Linked DNA regions of Homo sapiens: all the other regions are linked to region 3. A link is a loop called in an ENCODE intact Hi-C map of the cell type or tissue named here. Cell type or tissue: heart right ventricle. All regions are shown on one strand. Links, peaks and the distances in the headings refer to the core of each region. The heading gives the core; the rest is flanking DNA.

The links. A loop is a pair of places that touch in the nucleus more often than their neighbours do. Peaks named below come from ENCODE experiments on the same cell type or tissue, not always from the same donor. Only the 100,000 strongest peaks of a DNase experiment are listed, where the experiment ranks them.
Region 1: it touches region 3 in a loop (13-fold over the local background); 92 of 110 quality-filtered maps call a loop at or near these places.
Region 2: it touches region 3 in a loop (7-fold over the local background); 36 of 110 quality-filtered maps call a loop at or near these places.

The regions. Positions count from the first base shown.
Region 1 is chr6:46,621,373-46,632,501 of GRCh38, forward strand. CYP39A1 (cytochrome P450 family 39 subfamily A member 1) reads right to left here. Exons shown (of 12, transcript NM_016593.5): 6 at 9,591-9,698; 7 at 4,046-4,136. Among named protein-coding and RNA genes, the nearest start is that of CYP39A1, 26 kb to the right of the region's middle. In heart right ventricle, for the core only: a CTCF peak has its summit at 5,120; no DNase peak of the experiment used is centred there; H3K27ac peaks cover 529 bases.
Region 2 is chr6:46,778,949-46,787,182 of GRCh38, forward strand. No RefSeq gene overlaps it. Among named protein-coding and RNA genes, the nearest start is that of MEP1A, 10 kb to the right of the region's middle. In heart right ventricle, for the core only: CTCF peaks have their summits at 2,717 (motif pointing left) and 2,917; a DNase peak (open chromatin) is centred at 2,698.
Region 3 is chr6:46,414,215-46,425,343 of GRCh38, forward strand. The region is part of intron 2 of RCAN2 (regulator of calcineurin 2); the gene reads right to left. Among named protein-coding and RNA genes, the nearest start is that of RCAN2, 72 kb to the right of the region's middle. In heart right ventricle, for the core only: a CTCF peak has its summit at 5,520 (motif pointing right); a DNase peak (open chromatin) is centred at 5,537; H3K27ac peaks cover 3,227 bases.

The DNA.
Region 1 (11,129 bases), core at 2,630-7,629, 210 kb after region 3:
ATAAACAAAATTAAAAAGTGAGTTCTTTGAAAACAAAATTGACAAATATGTAGCTACAATGACCCAGAAGGTAAAACAGGACCCAAACTAAAATCAGGAATGAAATATTTGGTTTTCCAGTGCCCTTACAGAAATAAAATGGATTGTGTGGAACACTATGAAAAATTTTATACCAACAAATTAGATAATCTAGATGAAATGGACATAGTCCTAAAAAGACATAAAGTATAAAACTGACTCAAGAAGAAATAGATAATCTAAATAGACCAGTAACAAGTAGAAAGACTGAATTAATCAAAAAACTTCTCAAAAAGAAAATCTTAGGACCAGATCACTTCATTGGTGAATTCTACCATATGTTTAAAGAAGAAATAATATCAATCTTTCATAACCTCTTTCAAAAATTAGAAGAGGAAGAAATACACTCTCTAAAGCCAGAATTATCTTGATACCAAAACCAGACAAAGTTATTTTAAGAAAAGAAAATTATAAGTCAATATTCCTTATTAACATAGATTCTTCAAAAAAAATACTTCAAAAAATACTAGCAAACTGAATCTAGCAACATATAAAGAAAATTATACATGAGGATTAAGCAGGATTTATTCCAGAAATGCATGGATGCTTCAAGACCTGAAAATCAATTAATGTAAAACATTATAATATAAAACTGTACACTAGACGAAAGGAGCCAGACACAAAGGACCACATATCATATGTTTCCATTTATATGGACTGTCCACAAAAGGCAAATGTGTCAGGACAATAAGTAAATTAATGGTCGTCAGAAGCTAGAAATAGAAGGAAACAGAAAGTGACTCCTAATGGGTATGGGATTTATTTTGAAGGTGATAAAAATGTTCTGGGACTAGACAGTGTTGATGGTTGCAATCTTATAAATATACTAAAAACTACTACATTTCACACTTTGAAAGGATAAATTTTATGGTATGTTAATTATCTATGATTATATATATATAATTTTATTTATAAGTTGATGCATGTTACATGCACACAAACTTATAGCTCAAGATGACAACCTGAGAACGCACTTCTACCTTCCTCTGCCCCAATGTCCCATTAAAAAAAATGAAGCCCAATATGCTGGCACACACTTGTGGTCCTAGCTACTCAGGAGGCTGTGGCAGGAGGATCACTTGAGCCCAGGAGCTCGAGGCTGTAGTGAGCTATGATCATTCCACTGTACTCCAGGTGACAAAGTGAGACCCTGTTGCTAAAAAGTAAATTAAAAAGTGTGCAATTAAAAAATAAAAACACAGCTGTAAAACAAGAAAAGGAAGAAGCAGATAATGAAGACTTAGGAAGATAATAAAGACTTAGATAATAAAGACTTAGATAGAAGGTGTACAGGATTAGTTAGAGGAAGTAGAATAATGAAAAGCACCACCCAAAATAATTGGGGCTAAGCAAGCATCTTCACAAAGGAGCCCCAAAAAGCTTTCATTTTAAAGTAAACAAATAGAGAACACAAGAGTAGGCTGAAAGGCAGCTATCAAGATAGTTCAAGAACTAACTGCCTTTAGAAAAGTGGTATGAGTCTGACCCTTTCCTTTCGCAAGTATTCAATAGTAGTTTTTACCCTGAGATTTGTTTTATAAGAAAGTTGGGCAAAGTGCCTAGAAGTGAGTGTTGAAGCCACAGAGATACAGCATTGGAAATTCATAAAAGACTTTCCCAAGAAGGAAATGGTGATCTTGCGGGAGACAAGAGCATAGAACAGAAAAACTGCTGTGCTGAGTCAGATTCCTGTTCCATGCCTGTGATGATAATTTGTACATGTAACTTGACTGGATCGGGGGTGCCCAGATATTTGACTAAACATTATTTCTGGGTGTGTCTGTGAGGGTATTACTAGTTGATATTAGCATTTCAATCAGTAGACTGAGTAGGGCAGACTGCCCTCCTATATGTGGGTGGGTAAATTTACTCAGGGTTCTCCAGAGAAACAAAACTCAACAGATTAGATGATGCCTAGATGATGGTTAATTCTATATGTTAACTTGACTGGCCATGGGGTATTCAGTTTAACCATTATTCTGGGTGTGTCTGTGAGGGTGTTTCTGGATGACAGATGAGTATTTGAATTCGTGGGCTCAGTAAAGTAGGCTTCCCTCCCTAATGTAAGTGTGCACCATCCAATCCACTGAGAGCCTGCATCAACAGCACATCATGGGACTCCTCAGCCTCCATAGTCAGGTCAGCCAATTTTTTATAATAAATGTCTTTTGAGTTTTCTCTCTCTCTTTATCTATGTATCTATTTACATCCTAATTGGTTCCATTTCTCTGGAGAATCCTGACTAATCGAATGTACTTAAATGTTCCTTCCTTGACAGAATCCTTTGTATGGACACATGGATATCTTCCTTGATATCAGCTTCCAAAGATCTGTGGACTCCTCTCACAACATTTAAATTCCTGAGCTGCTACTAGATCTTATGTATGGATTATTGAATAGCTTCTGTATAAGTATGGTTAAAAAAAAAGTTTGATGTCTTTCATAAATAGTTTTCAATTCTGCAGTAGTGTCTTATAGACTGAAAGCATCCATATAATGTAGCTGTTGCAGTGGTAGTACTATTCGAAGGAGCATTTTTTGTGTCAGAAGAGAACAATGGGTTTTAAAAATAAACAATAACATAGAAAAAGCAAAAAGGTTTTAATCTTTCTCCACTAGAACTGGGTTCAAGAGTTCTAGAATCAAGCCTTGTAGAAATTTAGATTAATGTTACACTTCTGTTGTGGCCTTTGGGTCAGAGAGGACCCCCCACGTTATCCCCATCATCCCCTCTCTACTCTTTTATTTCCTAAAGCCACAAATTTGGAGTACCCTAAGTCAGGAAAAGACTCTAGTAAGGAAATGATAAAGGAGAATATGTGACAATCAAGAGTGCATTGCCTTTTTCCATTTGTAGACATGTGGGCATGTGCCTTTCTATTTGTTTTGTAGATGCAAGCTGCACAAAGGCCAGTTGTCTTCTCTTATATTCACCAGTGTCTTTCCAGAATCTAACCTGTTAGCATTGTTGGCATTCAATGATAATGATGCTCACCATTTCTATAAGGTCCAGCATCTGCTGACGCATACTCAAGGCTCAGACAATATTACTTAGATATTCATGGTTGCCAAGCCAGTTTACTTTTTGGTTTAACTCCATAAGAAGCAATCCAAAAAAAAAAACTTTAAATAAAATATTTTCAGTAATCATGGAAGGGAGAGGGAAAACCATTAACTGGCATCATACCTTTTGCCCTAATATTATATTGTTTTCTTCCAAGAAAACCCTATCATTTCTTATTCTTTTTATATCAGGATACATAATACGACATATTAAGAAGTTTAAAAAAGTCAACTCCCCAGATTGGTCAAATTATGCTGAATAAACAAGTAGTTGAGTACTCTCTATTCAAGCTTGTATTTGCTTTTTAAAAGAGATGATAAATAAACAGCTGACATCTGAACTAAAGAGTTCAAGGCAACAATCCCTATTTGCAGCTCCTAAATCCTCAAATTTCTAACAACCATAAGGGTTTTTTTATTTCTTTTTGTTTACTTGTTTTTTGTTTGTTGTCTTTTAATAATCCTTTGGTAGCAAGCCTTACCTGACCTCTACAGTCCTATTAGGGCTCTTATGTAATATATGGAATATACCCTTATTACTTTTATAAAATCTGAAAAATCCTGAACTTGAAAACTGTGGACATTCATTCAATTGAGGTGAGGATCCAAGACATTAGAAGAACAAACAGGTGTATATATATTTAAGTAAGGAAATTAGGCAAATCACAATCTCTATAGCACTGATTTCATCATTTGGAAAATGAAGGAGTTGCACAAAAATATGCTTGACAGTAATTAAACTCTAGGATTCTACCTGATCAATTTATATCCTGATATATAACAAATTATGTTGAATTTTGGATTATGTTGAATTTTTATAAAATTATAGGTATTTAGCTTTGCCAATAATGTGTGACAAACATGCATTATTAGCTGTGTCTTCCTATATAATAAGGTTTAGTACCTGCTTTGCCAAACACAGAAGATATGCCTTCCATAATGGCCTTGTGGATATCAGGATGAGAAAGGACGTATGCAAGTGTCCAAAATGCAACCTTAAAAAGAAAAACATATATCAAAAATATGAACTTCTTTGAAGGTGAACAAAAGCATATTTAGTATTAGCCATACATATATTTTTTAAAAAGGATGATGTTTAAATTAACCTTAAGAGCACATTAGTAGAAAGCATATTTTGAAAACAACTAGATATTATTAATAAGAGATATGTAATATATCTCCAAGAAGCCAGATTTAAATTTTTATTTTGTCACTATAATTTAACTATATAATTTAAATAGATTAAACATCTATCTTCACTAAAAATGAGAAAAGTTGTTATTTTTACTAATGAGTAACACAAAATATTATATAGGCATATATTAAATTTTCAGAAGCAACTAGTTATGACACTTAAGAATATTAATCCAAAACAAAAACATTTCTTAAGATTTAATTTCCTTAGAATACAAGTGAATTAGCACATTTTATATTCTGCAACTGAAACACAGTAGTTTTAAATAAGCCCAGGAAAATGCAGCAGGAAACCATCCCGTAAACTAAATTATGAGAGTACTCAATGTCAAAAACAAAGTCCTTTTTTTTGGCTTTTTTTGGCTCTGAATTAGTAAATAAAAGAAAAAAAATTTTTGAGTCCTTTCACACTTGAATGCTATTGAATATAGTATATTTGCACATTTTCTCTCTTGGCCACTCAAACTTATTTCATATCTTTCCTCGTTGTGGTATTACAAGATAAAATCATACTGCTTTACATCTTAAAAATTAACTTCCTCCTCAGGTAAATAGTTTTGCTTCTATTCTTAGGTTACGTAATAAAGAAAACCTGTATAAAATCATCCAAAGAAGTGTGGGTTTCACTTTCATTTTTTTCTAAATACATTTATTATGAAAGAGATTTCATCTAGGAGAATTGGTCCTGAAATGATTCATGCAATATTTTGACTAAATTTAGTCTGTCTCTTTTGTGAGGTAACATTATGTACCTTTAAATAATACCAATACTCCCCTCTGTGGTCAAAAGAGGAAGAGCAATTGTCCGAAAAGAAGTGCTCAAATAAGCCAAATTCAATACTGTTCATTATTTTTCCCTTTCTAACTTTAAATTGATAGTGCAAGGATAAATATGGTACTGTTTACATAAACGATGTGAATAGGGGAACCAAGGGTCCTCAATTTAGAGGCTTTCTTTCAGGAGTGTTATCCAGATTAAGAAAGATTTATCCTAGAGATTTTCTAGTTCATTTTTACAGATGATGAAACAGATGCTCAGAGAACTATCTTGTCCTGTCTCTACTCAGGCCCCCTTTCTACTATTAACTACAGATAAAAGTGCTAAATTACTGAATTCAATTAATAACTACTCCATACTCACTTCATCTTACTTGAAGAGTCAGAGTTCATGTTGGGGAAAAAAATAGTGATAAGACATAATGTATTAGTCTGTTTTCACACTTCTTTATAAAGAATTCCCTGAGACTGGGTAATTTATAAACAAAAGAGGTTCAACTGACTCACAGTTCTGCATGGGTGGGGAGGCCTCAGGAAACTTACAATCATGGCAGAAGGCAAATGGGAAGCAAGGCACATCTTACACGGTGGCAGAAGAAGGGGGTGGGGAAAATGGCCAAACACTTTTAAAGCATCAGATATTATGAGAACTCACTCACTATCACAAGGACAGCCTGGGGAAAACTGTCCCCATTATCCAATCACCTCCCACCAGGTCCCTCCCTTTACATGTGGGGATTACAATTCAAGATGAGATGCGGGTGGGTACACAGAGCCAAGCCATATTACTTAGATTTTCAGTTACGCAAAACGGATGTTCATAGTTGTATGTGCCTAAATATAGCTTTAGAGATTCAATAAAATTGGATACTACTTTTTAAATGACAAACATAAGCAATTTAGCTAAACTACAAATGGCTGTTACTTTTATTTATTTATTTTTTTTTTTTTTGAGACAGAGTCTCGCTCTGTTGCCTAGGCTGGAGTGCAGTGGCGCAATCTCGGCTCACTGCAAGCTCCGCCTCCTGGGTTCACACCATTCTTCTGCCTCAGCCTTCCGAGTAGCTGGGACTACAAACACCTGCCACCACGCATGGCTAATTTTTTGTATTTTTAGTAGAGACAGGGTTTCACCGTGTTAGCTAGGATGATCTCGATCTCCTGACCTTGTGATCCGCCCGCCTCAGCCTCCCGAAGTGCTGGTATTACAGGCGTGAGCCACTTTTTTTTAATGTCTCCTTTTTCCTTAACAGATTACAGTTTTTAAAATTTTTTCTATTTTTAAAAAAGCCAAAGTATTTTTAAAAGATAAAAAGGCATATAAAATAGTTAATAAAAGTTTATATGTATTACTACATCAATAAGCAAGAATAAGTGACTTTGAGGTCTTTGTGCACCCACATTTGGGAAAGGGGTTGAAAACTGCTCCCAACAGTACCAATTAGTATTTTGTAAAACAGTTCAAGTCCAAGGTCAGAGATGGGCAAGAAGAAGAAGGGCCACTCAGCTCACTGAACTGCAGAAGCAGCCACCATAATGTCATTCCATTGTTTTGGAGAGGTAAGAACAAATGAGAGAAAGGGCAAGGAGGAAAACTCTGTATCTTTGCTGTGTCAAAGAGAAGATGAATTGAGTGTGTTCTTTGGTACTGATTTATCTATTCAAAAAGAGATTTTGATGGAGTCTTCATACCATGCCAGAGAGTCTTCTACCGATCATGGTAAACACAAATATGTTGGGAGATAATTCCTGTCCAAAGTATTTTCACATTTAGTTGGGCATATGAATACATATTGGAGAAAAATGAACGAAATGTACAAGACAGTGAGAGAGCAAACACATGTTACAAAAAATAAATACTGTGGGAGTTGAGAGTGGGATGGGGTAGCAATTGCTACTGAAAGTATTTAGAAAGAATGTAAGAGATGCAGCAGATAAAAAAGGTAAAATGTCAGCTTTGTGATTGGTTTGGAGAAATCTTCTAAAAAAATCATTTGGCAGTCAGAAATTTCTTGGAACTTAGAAATGGTTTTCCCATAAAAATAATTTCATAAATTATAGTTAATATCTTGGGCCACAATGGAGCCTCCTAGTGACCCAGTGCCTAACCCATCTGAAGCCTGAGCTCTGAGTCCTATGGGCCTTGAGGCAGAGTACAAAGTAGGAGAGAGGAGATATAGATATACTCTGGGCTCCAGGAAAAGACAGGCCCCACCACCTACACCTCTGGTAGGGCTTCTGGTATTCTCAGCAGCAATAAAGGTCACTAAAGCAGAATAGCAGTGGATATTCCCACTCTGGGGCCTTTGAGCCATCAAATATTTGGAAGCCTATGTTCAGTATTAACGGGCCATTGAAAATAATGATTGACTGAAACTAGGGAGATAATTTTTGTAAGGGAAGAAAACTAGCATTTATTGAAGACCTATGCTGAACCAGGTGCTATTAGCCACAATCTATTTCTTACCAAAATAATCCTTACAACAACCCTTTAAGGTAGGTATAGCATTAATCCCATTTTACAGATAAGGGCACTGAGGCTTGGGCAGGTTAAACAATTGGCCCACTGTTACCCAGTGCTGGCAATTGGCTTTGGATCTGACTCTAAAGCCTCTCCAGGATCTCTGCCTGCTCACCAGGCTGCCTCTTGGAGGTGCCAACAAGAGCCAGTGAGATGGAATATTCTCTAATCATCAGACACTTTCTTTCTGAAATGAATGATTTAAATCCTTTCAGACCAGCGCCAAGAACAAATTCCAAAGAACCGACTTCCCCTGTGTCAGATCAATGGGGCTTTGTGTGTCTTTCTTCCGGGGGATGTTTCTAACAAGATATTGAAAAATAATTCTTTGACAGGAGTGCCTGTTTTGTTGCTACTTTGAGAGTTGTTTTGATGTTTGTTTCTCAATTTTGCTATAGCTTAATCAGTTTCCAAGAATATTATTTAAGGAAAAACCAGAGAAGAATATTATAGGTACATAAAGAAGGGGAAGGGTTTAGACTACTTTTACTTGACCATATCAGATGAAATGTATATTCCACTGGCTAACATACCTTTGAGAAAAGAGGCCAGAATTTCTATCCCTTCTCTTTATGCAGTAAATTTTTCAACAAGTTAAGGGAAACTAGAATATCATGACTGAGAAAGCCTTTAACAACCTAGGCCTTTATAAAAGTAAGGCTAAATAAATAATACTTAAAACATCTTCCTAATTTCTATCTGTTAGAAGAAAAAGGAAGAAAAATGCCCACACATATCATCATGGATAGGTTAAATCCTCCTGTTTAGTAGAAAACAAGTATATTTAAAAAGTTACCCTTTAATTTCAGATAATATAAGTAGCATCTTAGGCTAATGTGAGAACCTCCTGGCCCAGGAAACTGTTGGCACTGAACATGACGTGACAGACAAATCTCATGGCTCTAATCTAATGCAAGACAGATTTTAAAAGAAACAGTTTTTTAGCCGGGCCCAGTAGCTCACGCATGTAATCCCAGCTGCTCAGGAGGCTGAGGCAGGGGAATCGCTTGAACCCGGGAAGCAGAGGTTGCAGTGAGCCGAGATCACGCCATTGCACTCCAGCCTGGGTGATAGAATGAGACACCATCTCAAAAAAACAAAACAAAACAAAACAACAACAACAACAAAAAAACCCACAAAAAACAGTTTTTTAAGTCTTGCCTCTCTTTAGAAGTGTTGAAAGTTCCAATTTCACCAGCACCATTCATGCGGAAGCTTGTAGGACCATAATGCTAAGCAATGCAAACAGGAATGGCACACAGAAGGAGAATGGGTACAAATGGAGAGAAAGAGCTAATATTCATTGATACCAGCTAGGCTTATCTTATTAAATCCTCATAACAACTTTGTAGAGAAATGAGAATTACCATTTATTGAGCACCCAAGTTCTAAGACCACAGTGGGAGGTTCACATACATTATCCCTTTTTTTACCCTTATTAGGTAAAATAGTACATTATCTCTTATTAGGAAATGGAGGCACAGAAAATTTAAATTACCACCATGACAGTCTACAACTACAAATTGGGATGTCTGGATCCAAGCCCAAGTTACCTGAAACTATCCATTTACTTACTCTTTCCAATAAAAGCATGTGGCCAATCCCTATTCATCTTTTCAATACCAATACTGAGCACATTGGTAGACATACAAAAAGTGTTCCATAAACAGATGTTGTCTACAACTGGCCCCAAAGGGCAAGCTTTTCCCTCATCCTGTTACACACTGCCTTTCAGAGGACAGAATTTGCTTGAGATCTGTTTCGTCTCCTTTGTAACCTAATCAGATTTCATTAGGCATTCAGTTTTGGTTTTTATCTCACAACCAAATCCACTGTAGTTTTTTTCTTTTCCATAATGAGTGATGAGTGGAAAAAAGAATGGAAGACAGAAATGAAGGAAAAAAAGATGAAAGGACAGTGGAGAGCAACGTAACTCATACTTTACTAATATACTTACAGGAACAGCATTAGACAGAGAAGCCCAAAGCAGTAAGAGCCCATAATTGGGTGAGTTTTCCTTACTTGTTTCCGTCTCTACAATATCCAGCGTAGCTTGCAATAATGTCTGTTTAAAAGAAATAAACATTGCCAAACCATGGCTATGTGACAAATATCGATGTTAATAAACAAGAGATCATGCCTTTTTCTTTAATATGAAAGATATCATTTCTGCCATTCCCAGGTTTTGCAGTTTGAGGCATGTGAAGGGATTTATGTCCTTACTGTAGTATAGTAATTAGGAGTAGGGATTCTGGAGCTTGACCGCCTCACTGCATTTGTTCAAATCCTGGCTCAGCTATTTAAGAGCTGGATGACCTTGAACAAGCTACTTTAATCTCTCTGTGCCTCTGTGTCCTCATCCATAAAATGTTCATAATATGGTACCTACCTCGTAGGATTGTTGTGAGAATTAAATGAGTTAGTACCTAAAAAGTGCTTAAAATAAAACCTTTCAGAGGGTAAAATGCACTTTGGATCTCTACTTTACCAAACTGAATTGGCAAATTGTGTGTTATTATCTCTGCCCTCCACACTGCTCTGGAATCCCTGTCTTATAAACCTCTGCTCTTAGCAAAATGCAAGCAATAGAGAAACACACATCTCTGGTGCATTCAGGAGAAAACTACACCCCCATCCACCATACAGATTCTCAGCCCATTCACCATGGGAGACAGAACTGCCAAGCCAGAATATTACAAATACCACAATACTCTAAAACCATACAGAGAACGGACATTTGACTTGAACAGTGACAGCTCAGGGCAGGGCCCCATCCAAGGCTACCCATCTCAAGACATGTTGTTCTCAAGTCACCAAACAAATCCCACTAAAGTATTTTCTTCATCGGGCGGTTTCCCCAGATTTGTCTTTGCCAGTGACGGCTCTCCATCATGGGAAAAAATTCAGACACTGTAACATTTTCATTAAGTTACTCATCTACTTTTAATCTTAAATAACTTATGTCTAGGTGATAGAAATAATGGGAGCTAATATCAACTCACTGCTTGCTAAGGGCAAGTACTGTTTTAAGTGTATTGCAAGTATTTAACCCATTTCACTCCTCACTATAACTCCAAGATGCAGATACTACTATCTTTTTTTTTTATTTTTAAGAAAAGATGTTTACTTGAGAATAGAGCATGGCAATGGGAAAATGCATGCAATAGTAAACTATGTGCGTATTCAGAGAGTTAAAGGAAGACAACAATTTTTAAAGGAAAAAATGAGAAGGATTACATAATTGTTGTGCAATCATTATTCTTGTCTACAAAGATCAATAACAATATTGGACAGGCCAGGTGCTAGATAGGTGTTCCTGTAGAAGTATTATTGTGTAGGCTGTGATGGTCTTTGTGCAGGTTTGTGGTTTTTGTAGAGTTTTCTTTTCTTTCTTTTCTAAATCACACATTCAAGCATGAGAACCCTCTCTTCATGACCTTCCCTGGCTCTATTTGTCAGGTTTTTTTTTTTTCTTAGGTTCAGGGGTACAGTTCAG
Region 2 (8,234 bases), core at 102-5,101, 360 kb after region 3:
TGAATAGACAATTCTCAAAAGAAGATATACAAATGGCCAACAGACTTGAAAGAATGCTCAACACGCTAATTATCAGGGTAATGCAAATCAAAACCACAGTGTGATACCACCTTACTTCTGAAAGTATGACCATACTTAAAAAATGAAAAAAATAATAGATGTTGACATGGATGTGGTGAAAAGGGAACTCTTCTCCACTACTGGTGGGAATGTAAACTAGTACAACCACTACGTAAAACGGTGTGGAGATTCCTTAAAGAACTAAAGGTAGATCTACCATTGACACTGCTGCATATCTACCCAGAGGAAAAGTCATTATAAGAAAAAGACACTTGCACACACATGTTTATAGCAGCACAATTCACAATTACTAAAATATGGAACAAGTATATATAACAAGTGTGTGTATATGTATATATGTATATATGTGTATATATATGTATATATGTATATATGTATATATGTGTATATGTGTATATATGTATATATGTGTATATATGTGTATATATGTATATATGTATATATGTATATATGTGTATATATGTATATATGTATATATGTATATATGTGTATATATGTATATATGTATATATGTATATATGTGTATATGTGTATATATGTATATATGCGTATATATATGTATATATGTATATATGCGTATATATATGTATATATGCGTATATATGTATATATGTATATATATGTATGTGTATATATGTATATATGTGTGTATATATATGTATATATGTATATATCCCATGGAATACTACTCAGCCATAAAAAGGAACAAAGTAATGGCACTCACATCAACTTGGATGGAATTGGAGACCATTATTCTAAGTGTAATAACTCAGGAATGGAAAACCAAACATCAAATGTTCTCAGTAATAAGTGGGAGCTAAGTTATGAGGACACAAAGGCATACGAATGATATAATGGGCCAGGCGCGGTGGCTCATGCCTGTAATCCCAGCACTTTGGGAGGCCAAGGCGGGAGAATCACGAGGTCAGGAGATCAAGACCATCCTGGCCAACATGGTGAAACCCTGTCTCTACTAAAAATACAAAAATTAGCTGGGCGTGGTGATGCGTGCCTATAGTCCCAGCTACTCGGGAGGCTGAGGCAGGAGAATCGCTTGAACCTCGGAGGCAGAGGTTGCAGTGAGCCGAGATGGCGCCCCTGCACTCCAGCCTGGAGACAGAGCGAGATTTCATCAAAAAAAAAAAAAAAAAAAGATATAATAGACTCTAGGAGGAAGGATGGGAGGGGGTGAGGGATAAAACACTACACGTTGGGTTCAGTGTACACTGCTTGCATGATGGGTGCACTGAAATCTCAGAAATCACTGCTAGAGAACTTATCCATATAACAAAATACCACCTGTTCCCCAAAAACTATTGAAATAATAAAAATAATAATAGTAAATGAAAATAAAATAGATTAGAAAAAAAAGTTGAAGAGATGGAAGCTCAGAAACATTAACTTTCTCAAAGTCACTCAAACCCATACTGAAAGAGAAACGTATACTCTTCCTACTAACTTTATAACCTCATATATAGATGTCATTTCTCACATCTTTTGATGCCCTGGCTAGCCTCCTGGGTGGCTGCTTTGCCTTTTATGTGATGTTTTGAGTCCTTCTCAAAGGACTCAAATGCAAGTTTGAGTTTCCAGTGAGGCTGGAAGCTGCTGTCTTGTGTTTGTTGTCCTGACCTAATGTCTTCCTGCCTGCAGGGTCCCTTTGACTATCAGTTTGTTCCTCCTTCCTCATCCCCTACCAATCTCCCAACTTCATTCATTTCCCTTCCTTTATTCCCATCAACTTTGCCCCACTCCCTTCACCATCACCATCCTCTCCATCATCAGACTCCATTATAATTTGCCTAAAGTTTATAAATGTGGACCCTTGAATCAAATTTTCTCAATGGGTAGCAGAATCTTTCCTCGAAACTGCTTATTTGCTCTCCAGAGTGCTTTATTGTTTTTGTGAAGAATTCTACCCCAAATTATTTTTTATTGAAAATGTCTGACTCAGTGGCTTTATTTTGATAAAGCCACCATGTAGCATAAAAAGTTTGATGCTGTTGAGTGCAGACATGCTATTTACATGGTTATCTTTCATCTATTTGATAGGAATTTCAAGTAGAGACATTTCAAGATGAAAAACTGAAACTTTTATAATTTTGTTTTAACTTTTCCCGCTATAAATATGTAATGATGATTAAGATAATTAAGACAAAACCTGAGTCCTGATTTTTAGCAATAAACTCGTGCCTAAAAACAATAGCCTATATTTAGATAATGTTTCAAATCATTTTCATGTACTTTAAATCAACCTCCATAAAACCCTCTGAGGTAGACCATTCAGATGTAATTAGGAAGCATGCCTATTAAGTAGGAAGTTAAGAAAATGAAGGTTCTCTAGAAAGTCTAATAGAACCCCAAGTATGTCTTCATATAAATTTGACGTCTTTCATCATTTCAATATCATTGAAAAATCACCAGTTCACCCCATTTGTAGAGATACTCTTTAAAAACTTAAATAAATTTAACTAACAATTATCTTTTGAAATATTTAAGCAAGTTATATTTACTATTTAAATAGGTTACAAGTTTAAACTGCTGTTTAAATTGCCCTCGGGGATTTCCCTAAAATTTGAAGCCTATGGATATAATATCCAATTTGCCAGAAAGTGGGCGCCCTCTTGTGGAACACTTAATACCAAAGAGGAGCAGACTTGCATCAAAAAGGATTAAACAGTCTAAGCACAGCAGCATTCATTCACCAATGTATGCACTGAACCCTTAGAAATAAATTAGAAAAGCAAATAATATCTTAGTAGATAAGTTTACTCAAGACAACCGAGAGCCTTAGAATTTGAGAACTACATCACCAAGGTGTAACATCATTTGACGGATAAAGCAAACACATTTCAAAGAAATTAAGTGACTTATCCTCAAATTATAAAACATCAACAATCTGAGATCCTGCTAAGAATGTAAGATCTTTCATGAGAATAGCATTAACACGGTGAGTGTGCATAAAAGATCCTGAAGAGATATGCCTCAAGAGAAATATATAGTATGGCAAATATTTCAATAATACCTTTTAAAATACTTTTAAAATTAATTTTTAATTTTAATTTAATAAATTTAATTAAAATTAATTTAATAAATTTAATTAAAATTAATTTAATAAATTTAATTAAAATTAATTTAATAAATTTTAATTTATTTTTATTAAAATTAATTTAATAAATTTTAATTTAATAAATTTAATTAATTTTAAAAATTAATACTTTTAATAATACCTTATGGTTCTTCATCCCTTAGACATTCTTGAATAAGAGTCATTGGTGGAGGAGGCTAATGATAAGGCTGATGCCCTGATGGAAGGGGGGTGATGATGCTGACCTTGACCTACGATGAGGTGTGGGTATCAGGAAGACCGTAAACAGATGGTTTAGAGAGTTTTGATGAGGGTGAATCCACAGAACCTGCTGAAACTGGTTGCCGTGAAAGGAAGAGGCAAGAATGGCTCCAAAATTTCTGATTTGGAGCAACTAAGTGGATGGCAATTGACGTAGGAAATATGAGAGCAAGAACAGGCTTGAATGAATAAATTGTAGCCAAAAAAGTTATTAGCTTGTTGTCTACATTTTCTTTAGGAGGAGTGGGTCACATAATCTGAAACCTTGCATGTATTGGAAGTGGAGGATATGTGAGAGTGTATCTGCAAGAATATTTAACTGACAGCAAAGGAATTAGAGAAAGTTCTTGCCTGGTTGGCTTGCACGTGTTGATAAGACTCGAAAAAACAAAAACAGAAACAAAAAAAAATCAAGGGTATAATGGAGGCTTTATTCTTCTCTGTCATTTTTTTGTCAGTAAACCTTCAAAATACCCCAATTTTAAGATGTAATTATAATAGAATTAAGTAGCTCTAAATTATATAATAATTGCATTTAGTTTTAATTATGATTACTTTTTTATTTTAGCCTTCTTGCTTGACATTTTTTTTGCAACATAATTGCAATGATGGGCAACTGGGTAGGCCTGGTTGTTCTCCTTATTTACTGTCTAGATTATTAGACAAAGGTAATATTCTGAAAATATTACCTTTGTAATGTACAGGTGAGCTATACATTTGGGGAGGGGACTATATGTCAGATTCCTTGGTTTAAAATATTATTCTTTTTGGGAGGTTTCAGAATTTCAGAGAAAAGTTCCAGAAAGAGAGTAAACCTTGGAACATTGGGCACAGATTCTTTAATGGTGGAATTTCAGGAATGGAGGCAGATAATAATGAACATGTCTTAGGACCTAGAACAGTTGACTAGAGTGTCTCAAATCACACCTGAAAGGTAGTCAGTCACCAACTTTTTTCCTTCTTGTAGAGTCAAGAAGATAAAGCAGATAGACCACGGGCTGTGGCCTCAGACAGAGGTGAGTTCAAAAACTGTCAGATCCTTACTGTATGACCTGCTGTATATTGTTAGCCTTCCTCACTTGAAGTTTTCTCATCTATAATGTAGATGATGATAATATCCATGTTGTATTAGACTTCTCAGACTGCCATAACAACATATGACAGGCTGAGTGGCTGAAACATCAGAAATTGTATTTTCTTACAGGTTTAGAGGCCAAGACATCCAAGATCAGGGTGTTGGCAAATTTGGTTTTTAGTGAGGGCTTTTTTTTTTTTTTTAAGACGAAGTCTTGCTCTGTTGCCCAGGCTGGATCTCAGCTCATTGCAACCTCCCCCTCCTGGGTTCAAGCCATTCTCCTGCCTCAGTCTCCCTAGTAGCTGGGACTACAGTCACGCACCACCACGCCTAGCTAATTTTTGTATTTTTAGAAGAAACCAGGTTTCACCATGTTGGCCAGGATGGTCTCGATCTCCTGACCTCATGATCCACCTGCCTTGGCCTCCCAAAGTGCTGGGATTACAGGCGTGAGCCACCATACCTGGCCTGTTATCTCTTCTTTTAAGGACATATTCTGCCTGATCATGGACCCACCTTTTTGACCTTACTTAACTTTGATTATTTCCTTAGAGGCTCCATCTCCAAATATAGCCACACTAGGGTTAGGACTCCAACATATGAATTTTGGGAGGATGGGTGGACATAAACATTCAGTCCCTAACAAATGTCAAAGAGCCTCAGTGAAGATTAAGTAATATAATGGTGTTAAATACCTGACTCTTTTCTGGTTGTAGAATACAGATAACAGAAGTTGACTTCCTTTGCCCCTTAAGAGACATGTCATGTCTATTGTATTTAAAACTATCATTCCATTTGAAGGGTCTACTAGAGGAAACATATTTTGCCATTCTTGCTAAACGTGTTATTACATGTAACACAGCATCTATCAAAGAATGGAAGAGTGGAAATTGCTTTCTCCACTTTATTGGTCCTAATATTCCTCATTTTTGTGTTGCCTTTTGTAAGCCACCAAATCATAGTATTATTACTTTGTTTCCCTCTTGAGGAGTTAATTCCTGAATTCTTAGGATCTTTGGCTGAAGGAGCTCAAATTGCCTTCACCTTTCTTTAAGGTGCTTTCAGAGAGTGGGGAAATTGGGGATGTTATGTAATTATATTTTCTTCCTTTATTTTTTTTAAAAAAACAACTAAATATATTTAACTCAGCAATTCCCCTTCTTGGAATTTGTTCTAAGGCAATAACTTAAGATTGCAAATGCAAGGATATTTCCTGTAGCATTGCCTGTGACAAGCAAAATCAACTGGAAGTAACCTCTACATTTCATAGCACAGGCTTGCTTAGTCAGCATATCCATTTAATGAAATTATAGGTCACTACTGAAAAGCATGCTGTTAAAGAATATCTGTGGACATGCAGAAATATTTAGAAGCCAGGCTGTAAGTCCAATGTCACCAGTATTTTTACAAAGAAAAATAGGCACGGAGGAATAATCTAGGACACACCCTGAGATGCTGACAGTGGTTACTTTGAGATTAAAGTTAGCATTTTCCTAGTGTTTTTTTCTTCCAATTTTCTTGTATTAACTATTAATTGTAAATATAAAATAACTTAATAAGCATTACTTTTTAAAAAGCTGAGACATCTGGAGACCCACAGTATTTTCAGTGGGGTTCTGCCTTGGTCAACATCTGTTGGGGAAGAATTGAGCACTGATGAATGCTCCTGAGGAGGGTAATTTAGGAAAAATGGGTGACACTCCAACTCAATGACTCTTTGAAAGCCCTAATGGTCAAAATGTAAGTGGATAAATTTTATATTATTATAAAATATGTCTATATAAATAATAAAAAACTGGAAGGAATCAGAGCATAAGTCAACAGTGGCACTTATAGTGATTTTTCTTTTCTTCTTTTTATATTTTTAAAGAAGGATTTAATTTCATAATGGACATGTTTTAATGTCATAGCATTTTTTTTTGCCACTGACTCAGTAAATGAAGGGACTGCACTTTCAGGAAAAATTAAATTTAAAGGCCTTGAGAACAAGGAAAGTGCAATATTCTTCTTAGTTTCCCTCTTAGCATCCAATATGGGCCCAAGTGCATGTTGGTGACCTGATCAAATACTGACTGGATATGTCAAGATGGATTTATCTGTGCTACTCATGTTTCTTTACAGTGTGAACAGTTTTGAAATCAGTGGCATATTGAGCTCTAAAACAAAAAAATAAATAAAAATTGGTGGGAGAAGAATTGCTTTCAGAATGGAGAACACATTTTTGCTTCTTCAGGAAAACAGCCAGCAGTAAGGAGATAAATCCTTGGATGAGAATCAAGGAAGTTTCTAACCACAAAGCTAACCATCAGTTGCTCATGTTGTTCCATGAGCAGATTCTGCACGGATCACCCTCAGCATTGGTTTCTCATCCAGTCACACAGGGGACATGGACTTGTTGATTATTTAGGGGTGTGTGGTTATTGGTAAAAAGCTTCCAAAGATCTTGTTCCCATCTGCTCAGCCACTTGATGGGCTAAATCCAGAGCCAAGTGTTGGGTCTTCCCTAAAACGTGCTGACCCGGAACCACAAAGCCCGGGCTCAGCCTCCAAAGCTGCCCTTCTTACAAGGAGATCAAAACCAAACTGTTACGAAATCCATCAAAATAAATCAACTCAACCTCTGAGAATCATGAAAGCATAGTCCTCAGTGAGGGAACAATAACGATGAAGTTAAATATTTACATAGCATCTAATACATTGCAAAGCCTTTTACTTGCACATTTGAAATTCTCTTGACCTAGTAATAAGAGAGGCAGACAAGGTCTCATTAGCCCATGTTAAGAAAAGAAGAAACAAAAACACAGATTCAGTGTTTCACCCAATGTCACCTGGTGTGTCAGTGGAAGAGGTGGGATATGGCTCCCAGGGTCCCTAATTTTTTGTAAAGTCAACTTTATTAAGGTGTAACTTACATACAAGAAAACTTGTCAATTTTAAATATACAATTCCATGAGTTATGACAAACTTTTACGATGTGTAACCACCAACACAATCGAGATATAGAACATTTCCATCACCCCCAAAGTTTCCTCTTGTCTTTGTAGTCAAATCTCCTTCCACTCCCAACCTTTGGCCACTGGCAACCACTGATCTGGATTCTATTATTATAGCTTCACCTTTTCTTGTATTTTATGTTAGTGAAATCACACACCATATGGCCTCTTAGTATAACACTTTCTGAGATGTATCCATGCTGTTAGCTGTATTTGTAGCTCAATTATTTTTATTGCTGAGTAGTACTCCATGGTGACAGTATTCTGTTGTGTATTTTATTCTAGTAGAATTTTATTGGAATATATGAATATATCACAGCTTGTTCATCTGTTTACCTGTTGACCCACCTTTACTTTGGGATCTACTAAAACGCTGGTGGGTACTTGCCTCCCCCATCTTTATGTAATCTTTATGAGGGCAGTGACAGTGTCTGTCTGGGCCACGACTGTTTCCCCAGTGCCTAATACAATGTTCAGCACAGGGGAGGCACTCAGTAAAGATTTTATGAATGAATGCATGAATGAATGAACACATGCGTCAATACATTGGTTTAGCTAATCAACTGAGAATGGAGACTGACCTATGAAAAGAACACATTATTAGCTAATTTCTCTATTTTGACCTTTTTCAGGTTCTGAGCACTAGACTAAGCTCAGTCTTTCATAAACTGAGAGAAACAATTCTTATCTTATGTGATTATTGTGAGTATTAAATGAGATAACCTATGTAAGACAC
Region 3 (11,129 bases), core at 2,524-7,523:
TGCAGATATCATGAATTATACAAATATAAATGAGGAACAATAGCTGCCATTAGTGTAAATGGGAGATAGACAAACACAAATTGCAAAGGCCTTGTAAAGTGTGGTAAGTGCTTAAAGTTTTCAGACCAATGGCTATGGGAGTGCAAAGGTGGGAAAGTTAGAGGTAGTTAGAGAAATGACAGAGGACTTCTTAGAAGTTGGGTCATTTGAACTAGTCTTGAAAGATGGCTATGATGGTTAAGCTTATGTGTCGAACTTGGCTAGGTCACAGTGCTTAGATATTTGGTCAAACAGTATTCTGGGTGTTTTTGTGAACATATTTTTAGATGAGATTAACATTTAAGTCAGTAGACTTTGAGTGAAGCATATTACCCTCCATATGTGGGTGGACCTCATCTAATCAGTTGAAGGCCTTAATAGAGAAAAGACTAACTTCCCTGGAGAAAGAGGGAATTCTGCCAGCAGGCTGCCTCTGGACTAGAACTGCAGCTCTTCTCTAGGTCTCAAGCCTGCTGGCTTCCCTTGCAGATTTCAGGCTTACCAGCCTCTACAATCTCATGAGCCAATTCCTTAAAACAAATCTGTCTATATATGTGCACACATATATATATTCATCCTATTGGTTCTGTTTCTCTATTGAGAACTCTAATACAATTTCCCATATTTTAATTAGTAAAGAAAGAGGAGTGGACAATGGAAATAAGTGCACTGTATGGAGAAGTGAAGAGAATGTGCCTATGGATTGTGAATTCTCTAATGTGGTTGGATTGTATGGGTATCACAGGGCTCCCTAGTGGTACATAGTCCTGGAAAGGTAGACTGGGGCCAGATCATGTATGTCTTTGGTTACTGAGGCAAGGGGTTTGAGCTTTATTCTGTAGAAAGGTTTTGGAGCAGAAGAATGATATAACCATGGCTACCATTAGGAAGGTGACCCTGGCAACTGCGGAGGATAGAGTCAGGATGCCAGAGACCACTGCACTATCCACATGAGCAGAACTGAGCTGATGACGGCGGAACCAGGGCACTAGCTGTAGGAACGGATTAAGGGTATAGAATCAAGACGCTTAAAATCAGTAAGATTTGAGGATTGAATGGACAGTCTGAATCAAACATGTCTCTAAAACTTCTACAATGATTGGCTTGCAAGACGGTGACACCATAAATGAGATAAGGAAAACAGAAGGGGAAACAGGAATGAAGCTGTATGCAGGGACACAGGGTGTTAAGTTCAGCTATAGTCCCAGACCTGTGAGCATTCAGGCCTCAGTAGCACATGTGAGTGAATAGATTCAGGAGATATCCTGAGCAAAGGTGAAGTGAGAACCATTTGCATAAACAAACTATGGAGGAACAGGAGAATAGAGTTGGAGGATGTTGATATTTGAGGGCTGGGCAGAGGAAGAGGATTTAGCAAAGAAGACTAAAAAGGAGAGTTAGGAGAGGAACTAGTACCTAGCACATAGGTGGCACCCAATGACTTTTAAAAAAAAATTAATAAATAAACTAGGGTGATGCCCAGTCATAGAAGTTCAAAAAGATGAGCATGTGAAGGACAAAACAATGATTGTACATTTCAAAATAATGAATTTCATATACACTCGTTCCTCAATATCTGTGAGAGATTTGTTCCAGGATCTCCTATGAATACTAAAATCCATGGATACTTGAGTCTGTGATATAAAATGATGTAATATTTGCATATAACTACTAACAAACTCTTGGATCATTTAAATCAACTGTAGATTACTTATAATACTTAGTACAATGTAAATGCTATGTAAATTGTTGTTATGCTGTATTGTTTAGGTAATAACCGACAAGAAAAATGTCTGCATATGTTCAGTACAGACACAGTATTTTTTAATACTTTCAAATCACAATTGATTCAATCTATGGATTCAGAACCCATGGATACTGAGGGATAACTGTATATGAATTATCTCTCAATAAAGCTGTTATTTAATATGAATAAAGAATAAATCGATTAAGTAAGATTTTGTAAAAAATTAAGTGAGCTAAGGGCTAAGAAGAGGTCTTTGCAGTTGACCACTTAAGGCACCAATCACCTCTAAGCAAGCAATTCCAATAATGAAGGAATGGCAGAAATTCAATTATTGTAAGCAAAGAGTAAGAGGGTCAAAAGTGGAAGGATCTAGTATGGTACCTTCTTCCTCAATAAGTTTAACATCCTTTAAAGTTTCATTTTTAATATAAAAATAAACATTGTTATTGTAGAATATTGGAAAATAGATAGCTTTTTAAATAAGAACAAAATGAAAGTTGTCTGATTGCCTTTTTCTTTCTTTTCTTTTTTTCAGATAGTGTCTCGCTCTGTCACCCATGCTGGAGTATAGTGGCACAATCATGGCTCACTGCTCCCTCAACCTCCCAGGCTCAAGCAATCCTCCCACCTCAGCCTTCCGAGTGGCTAGGACTTGGGACTACAGACATGTACCACCATCCCCAGCTAATGTTTTTATTTTTTGTAGAGATGGGGTTTCATCATGTTGCCCAGGCTGGTCTCGAACTCCTGGGCTCAAGCGATCCGCCCACCTTGGCCTCCCAAAGGGCTGGGATTACAGGCATGAGCCACCGTGTCCTGCTCTGATTTTCTACCATACTGATAACAATGGTTAATGTTTTGATAGATATTCCAAAATTTTTTCTGTGCTTATTATAGAACTGAGATTATAAAAAACATTCAGTTTTATAATTTTTGTCCAAAAAATTCAATCTTACAGCATTTACCATTGCATAAATGTGCCATCATTTTAAACCATTCTCATATTGCTAGACTTTATTTCTTCCATACTTATTTTGCTATTTTCACTGTGATGAATATGTTTGTTCCTAAATCTTTGTCCAATATTGCTTTACTATTTCCTTCAAGTAAATGCATAGATGGAGAATACATGTGTCATAGATGGAAAATGCTATGTCAAAATTCATGGGCATTTTTATGACTCTTGCTGTATTGTCCAACAGCTTTTCAGAAAGGTACCAATTTACAATCCTTCATGAAGGATTCACTACATGTTCTCCCCTACTGAGTGTTAGCTTCATTCACTTCACATATTTGAGAGATAAAAATGATATCTCACTGTTGTTTGGATGTGCATATCTTACCTCAAAGAGCTCTCACGTAAGATTTATTCTTTAAGAGCTATAATTTGTTTCTAAGCCTCCTGATTAAAAAGTCAATAAAGAGAAACAAATTGATGAAGAAAGATTATGATAATGAACTCAGATTAAAATTTAGTTTTAAAAAACCAAGAAAGGGACATATCAATTTGGATAAAAAGCAGGACACTCTTCATTTATGATAACCAAGAACTGCAGGGAAAGAATCCCTCTATCATTCAGTTGCCATTACTCCTCTGGCCATTTTCTGAAGTCTGTTCCCCAAACAATACAGGAGCTGGGGTAAAACACTGATGTTCCAGTTTTCTCTAATTCCTTATATATAATCTTATCGACATAATCCAACATATTCAATTTCATTTGGGGGTAGTGTATTTCAGAGAAACGAACTAAAACGCTGTCTTAAGTATTTGTGTGACAGGTCTAATGCTACTACAATAAAAATAAAGCTGCCATTTCCTAAGAGCCAGGCACTGTGCCAGGTAATTTACACACACAATTAATTTTTGCAATACTTAATTGCAGAAGCTATTAGATCTATTTCACTGATGAGAAAACTGAGGCTTAGATTTGTTTATTTATTTTTACTGTGATAAGAGTCACACAGCTATTAAATGAATAATCTGAAACTTGAATCCAGCTGTCTGGTGCAAATGCCAATGTTCTCTCACAAATCCCACCTTTGTTTTGTACATCATTTGACATTAATCATATATGAGATTATTATCACTATCCTTATTTAAACTTCAAGAAAGGAAAATTATGATAATATAGTAATATAACATTATCTTAACAAAATATCTTATACTTTAGGTATCTAACGTCCATTATAAGGTCAGAGACAAACAACCTGAATTTTTAAAGCAAACACTTTAAAACTCTAAAGCCATCACTAAAAACTAAGTTATATAAATGTGCAAGTTAATCAATTAAAACGGAAATAATAAACACTTCAAATATTCCTCTCTGACCCTTCCAAAAATTCTTCCACTTCATTCAGCCCTCTAATCATTAAAGCTGCCACTTTTTCGCCATCCAGAATCAAAGTAACTTGCTCCACGTCCTCAATTCCTTACAAAATTTGGATTTCATATCCCACCCCTCCTTACAATCAGTGCCTTGTAACCACCCTTTAATGACTACGTGGATCTTTTTGTCATTCTCGTCTGACCAGTCTCAGTGTCCCCAGACCCACTGACCCACACCAGACACTCTACAGGTGGAACTAGTCATGTGCTAGGAGCCAGCTCCCATCCACTCTGGGGGAGTGGCTTAAATTTCCAGGAATTTTATCGGCTGATTGTTAAATATAATCATCTCTAAAATATGTGTGTGTGTATATATATATATATATATATATATATATATATATACAGTTGCAGGTAAATGGATTAAGACAGAAATAATAAATACTCAAAATTCAATGCTTCTTTAGAAAATAATGTGATTGGCCGGGCACAGTGGCTCATGACTGTAATCCCAGCACTTTGGGAAGCCGAGGTGGGCAGATCACAAGGTCAGGAGATCAAGACCATCCTGGCCAACATGGTGAAACCCCGTCTCTACTAAAAATATAAAAATTAGCTGGGCGTGGCGGCACACACCTGTAGTCCTAGCTACTTGGGAAGCGGAGGCTGCAGTGAGCCGAGATAGCAAAAAAAAGCCCAAAAGAAAAAAGAAAATAACATAATTTGGCTACAATCTGTGCTCTTCAGGCCGTGTGCATATATTGTAGGCATATGGTGAAAATACGACGTAATAGTGAGCTACAGTACATCTCTTCTCAACCCTACATTTAGTGATGCCATGTGGAAAGTTTGAAACCAGCCACAGCGGGAGCATTTACACCATGGAAGTCAGCAAATGCTACACATCAGGGCCTTTTAACCAATAAGCCAGTTGTAAAGCATTTAATAGTATACCACTAGATAAGGCCCAACAACCTTTTTTCAAACAGGCCTTCCAAGTGATTCTGATTCTGCTAGAGCTTGAGAACCACCGGTTTAGAAGGCCTAGTATGCTCTTCTCCCAATATTCCAACTTCTTCCTCATCCACACACAGAGTACCGGAGTTTGGAGCTTGCTTCACTTCAAAACCAATCTATCACAGCTTCAAACCACCTGATTTCATCCACGGAAGGTACATGTTAATATGAGAAAGATGACTTTCCCTGGGACCCTGTTTTAAATTTTTGCCCAAGATTTTATAAAAATAAATTGTTCTAAGCAGATTATTTGTTTATTTAATCTCAATTTAGTATTACTTCTATTTTTAAAATATAATAAAATTACAAAATATTTTTCCCCTGAAAATCATATCTCATGGAACCATGTCATCCAGACTCCATTTAGAAGTTGGCTGCTGAATAATGAAGACCAGCAGATGGCAGCAGGGACTCTTGGAAAGAAAGCCTCACGTCTTCAAACCATTTTGGCTGAGAAAGAACATAAATAAGTCAAGCACATTTCTAAATAGTTTGCTGGTTCATTTATTCTTCGTGTTGGCAAACTGCCTTTCAAAATTCAGTATAGATTATATTCTATGATTTCATAAAAACATTAACAACCAAAAAAGTCATGTAGTCTTTTTACCCAAATTGGTTCATGCCAGACAAGAGTAGACAGATCCTTTTCACTGTGTTGTCAGATTTAAAATTTCAAATTCTCGCAGACAAGACTTAAATTATTTTACTTCATTAATATTTTTAAGTATATTTAATATTATCCCTTCTACAACCAGTTTTCCTATGAAGTTAGGAGTTAAGACAGGCAGATAAACAGAGTACAGATTATAAGCCATACAACCCTCACATTAAAAAAAAAAACAAAACCTGAAAGACTAGAGCATTTAAACAAATGTTTTAGTTATCATCGTATCACTAAAATCCATGCAAGACAATTAAATTGAGTCTGATTTTAAGAATAATACAGACTACCGTGTGCAAGAGTCTTGGTTGCATCATTAAGGGGAGCTATTTGCAAGGAGTGGTTCTGTATCTATATAGCACTGACTGTTAAGAATCCATCAGGAATCTTCAGGCTCAAGAGCGGTTCAGCAACAGCAGTAATCACAGCATGAAGAAGTGATTCTCTGACTGCTGAGCAGGGTGTGGAATCAGCACTGGAAATATTGGCAAAACTGTCCTGTTATTTTTTATAATGTCATTTCAATGTCTTCTGATTAACTTTTTTTTTTTTTTTTTTGAGATGGTGTCTCACTCTGTCTCCCAGGCTGGAGTGCAATGGTGCAATCTCGGCTCACTGCAACCTCCCCTCCTGGGTTCAAGTGATTCTCCTGCCTCAGCCTCCCAAGTAGCTGGGATTACAGGTACCCACCATCAGGCCCGGCTACTTTTTTTTGTACTTTTAGTAGAGATGGGGTTTTATCATGTTGGCCAGGCTGGTCTCGAACTCTTGACCTCAGGTAATCTGCCCTCCTCGGCCCCCCAAACAGCTGGGATTACAGACATGAGCCACTGCACCCAGCCTGATCAACTATTTTTAACTGGGCACATAAAGATGCACAGACACTAGGCAGGAGTGAATCCATAATGTGTTTTTAACATCATTTATGAATCAGCACTGTGCTAGGCACTAAGGAGGCTGAGATGAACATGATGTCATCCCTGGTTACAGGAGCTCATAGACTACTGAATTCTAAATTTAGAGGATATTCAGTAAGTTCCAGTATTTATTTCACAAAGTTGTTTTGATAATGAAATGAGATAACATTTTTTAAAATTACTTCACAAACCATCCCAGCATTGAGCAAGTGCCAGTTTGCCATTATTTCTAAATAGATGAGTGACAGAATCAAACTGATATCCAAAAAAAGAGCAATGGGCAATGATGTACAAAACAGATTAAATGGGGAAAGTAAACTTAGGCAGATTAATCAGCTGGAGTCCACTGTAATAACCCAGACAGGAGGTGGCAGAGTATGAAGTGTCTGGGGCAGTGGGAACAACTGAATGAAAAAATGAAGAAAGCACGCAGATGACTTTGTGGCTGACAGCAGGACAACAGAGAGGAAAGAGACAAAAACGCCAAAAGGATGATTCAGAGAATAATGTAATAGGAAACTCAAGTGAGTGAAGTAATTTAGGGTGAAAGATAAAGAATTTGACTTTTGACATGTTAAATTTAAGATGACAGTGAAACATCAGAGTGAACAGAGCAGAAGGAAGTTGGGAGATGTCGCAACTCACAAACTCCTACTCAACTTTTAATACCCACTGCCAATGTCCTTTCTTCCAGGAAGTCTTTCCTTGATAGTCCTCAGAGGTCATTTACTCACTTCTCCAGGTTCCAAAAGCAGTTTGTTTAACATCCTAGTTTAGCATGTTATATTGGGTTGGCATTATCTAACTCTGTGTCTGTCACTTCAATGAGACTCCATTAGAACTCATTAAAAGTAGAGAAAGTCACTGATCTTTATATCCTTAGTACCAGCACAGTACATAATTCATAATAGGTACTCAATAAATGGCTAATGAATGATGAAAGTAACCAGCTGATAAAAATAAATAAATATCAAAACATAAACATCATCTGCTTAAAGGAGATAGAAAACTGTTAGTAAATATAATTTCCAAGGAAAATAATTATTTAGAAATAAGAAGTGAGCTACGTATAGGACCATAAGAATAGATGCCTTAGGGAGTGCTGCAGTTTGGTTTGTTTGACTCTTCCAAATCTCATTTGAAATCTGATCCCCAGTGTTGGAGGTGGGGCTTAATGGGAGGTGTTGGGGTCATGAGGGAGGATCCCTCACTAATAGATTAATATCCTCCCTGGGTGGTGGGGATGAGTGAGTTCTCACTGTTAGTTCCTGCGAGAGTTCTCCTGCCAGCTGGTTGTAAAAAAGAGCCTGGCACCTCCCCGGCCCAGCCCTCTCTGGCCTCCTTTCTAGCCTTGTGATCCCTGTATTCCTTCTTCTTCTGCCATGAGTGGAAGCAGCCTGAAGCCCTCACCAGAAGTGGATGCTGGCACCATGCTTCCTATACAGCCTGCAGAACAACAAATAAACCTCTTTTCTTTATCAATTATCCAACCTCAGGTATTCCTTTATAGTAACACAAATGGACTAAGACAGGGAGTAGAGAAGAAAGAGAAGCTAGTAAAAGAAAAAGAAAATAAGCCAAAGCCTCATAGAAAAGGGATGCTTTTAAAAACGAAGGAAGACATGTTCCAAACAGATTTAAAAAGCTACCAACATCAAAGTGAATGGAGATAAAGAACATACCATAGAATTTCAAAGCCAAATTTAGTTGAGAAAATTTAGGTCTATTCCACCAAGAACAAAAATAAGAGTAATGAGTAAATGTAGTTAATTTAGTGAAGAAGCCAAGGCTATGGGAACAATCCATTCTTGTTATTTATATGCTGTACAAAGGCTGCAGAAAACCAAGTTCAGGCTGGGTGCCTATCTCAAGGCAGAGAAGTTGAAAATATTAAGAGGATTAAGAAGCTAATTTTAAAACATGATGAATAACAGAAATGTTAGCACAGTACTACTGATGAGGAGGTGAAGAGAATAAACAAAGCTCTCAAGGGCATTTTTCACAAGGAGTAATGCTATGTCAAGATAACCAACTTCTTGTCAAGTATGCATTACTTTAGGACCAGACAGACTTATCTCAGACCATCCTCCTGTGACTGTCAGGCCAGAGGATCCAGAGGACCTTGGTTCCTGGGGAGGTCCAGGTGTTTCATTTGGGGTATCTAGTGCCTTGGTGAAGGAGTGGGTCTAAGCATTAGTATTAGACCATCTGGATTCCTAATTTTATTCCAGGAAGTCCTAGTATTTGTGGATTGTTTAGGTGATTCCAAGAATCAGCCTAAGAAAGGACTCTTAAGATAATTTGCCTTCTTATTTCCAAATGAGGAGACTGGGGTCCCAGGAGGCCAAGTGGCTTGTCTAAGATCACACTGTTGATTATAGCAGACCAGACCAAGTCTAAAACCCAGGACTCTAGATGGCCAATCCTATAGTGTTTGTATTTTACACTTTTCAATATTGTAGAGGATAGAACAAAGAAAAAAGCAAGAGAGAACAGAAAAGAGACAAGATGAGACCAAGCTATTTCTCCTCCTTCTTGAAGGTTGATTCTTATCCACAACTCTGGTGAGCTCTTTCCTCTTCCTTGGTATAATATGGACTTATTAGCTCGAGAATACTGACCCTTCCTCTCTGAAGTCAATACTCAGGGTTTCACCTTCGATAGACATTTTTTAAATCTACTTGTATAAATCATTAACCTGTTTCCTTATACATTTTGTAATTTAATTATGGGTACCTTATTATCTCATTGTTTTTATTGTGATCTGATTATCACATTTTAAATCCTATTGTCTTAGATAGTTACAATTTTTGCCACATCTTTGATTTCTGAGATTAGACTGAACTTCCTTTTCCAATCACTGAAGGCATAATCTGATGATGCAGTAAGAACTACATTGAGTATACCACATACCACGGTCCAGGTACTTCTCTAAACAGTCTATATTCATTAACTTACTACTTCACATAATTCAATCACATCAGCCCTCTTGTCTTCTCTATTTTACATAGAAGGAAGCTAAAGCACAAAAGGGTTAGGTAACTAACCCAAGAACACGCAGCCAATAAGTGTGGCAAAAGTGTGGTTCTCGAACCTGCGAGCTAACCACTCTGTACCACCATCCCAGCAGCCCTGCCTCTGACTCCACTGAAACCTGGTTCATCCCTTTTACTTACAAGGAAGTTTCATGAGCCCCTGACAATTTCCAATAAAATAACTGCTCGTACTTACATAGACTTATATAGAACTTAGTAAGAGCATGGCACCATTTTAAGGACTATCCAAATATTATCAATTCACTTAATTTCAAAACAATCCCACAAGGTAAGTGGGAATATTATCATCACATTCATGTTACACATGAGAAAACTGAAGCACAGAAAGCTTAAGCAACTAACCAGACATTACACAGCAAGCAAGTAGAACTGGGACTCAAATCCCAGCAGACAAACTCCAATCCTCCCATCTTAATCACTAGGGTGTCCTGCCTCTGAAGCAAAGGGCATAAAACAAGCCAGAAAGTGACCTGCCTTTGTCATGGACTCAGTTTACCAACCCATCCTCCAGTTCTTCTTCTCTGACCCTGACTTCCTTTGCATCAGATTCTGCTTGTCTGCACCTATCCCTAGAATGCACTGTTGTTTTCTTCCAAATGAGTTGACCCCTCTATACCGAACTCCTTAGATCTGTGATATCTGCCACACACCCCTACTTATCTGGCCTCAAGGAGCCAATGGAGCAGAGGCGGCAATGTGTGAGTCCTTAGGCTGCCCCTGACAGACTGTGTGACCTGGGACAAGTTACTTCACTTCCTTAAACAGAATGGAGATAATGTATCTTCCACCCAGGGATTCTGGGAATACTATAGATAATATATATAACAAGGTTAGCACATAGTAAACAGTTAAATATTTCAATGTCTTAGATTTTAATCAATGCTTTCAAATTTAAACAAATGCATATTGGGGGCGTGCTAGATACTGTTATAAGCCCTGGGCATAGAGTGGTGAACAAAGCAGTCAAAAAGCCCTTACCCTCATGGAGCTTTTGTTCTAGCCAGGAACAAATAATTGTATAATACATACCAAGTAATGATCTTGACAGAGAAAATTAGACTCCTCAGGCATGCATGTGGTCCCCTTTCTTCAACAGGCTGGATGTCAACAGCTCTTGCAAGATGATCCTGTCATCCACCAGGAGCGATCTTATTCTAGAGCAGTGGCTCTGAAACTTTGTGGTCTTAGAGATCCATTATGCTTTTAAAAATTATTGAGGACACCAAAGTTCTTTCATTTATGTGGATTATATCAGTGTGTATTTACTGTATTAAAAATTTGAGCAAAGTTTTAAAGCACAGGAATGCACAAAAGCTCATTCCATTAGTCCTCAGAGCAATGACATCACCACACATCATGCAGCCTC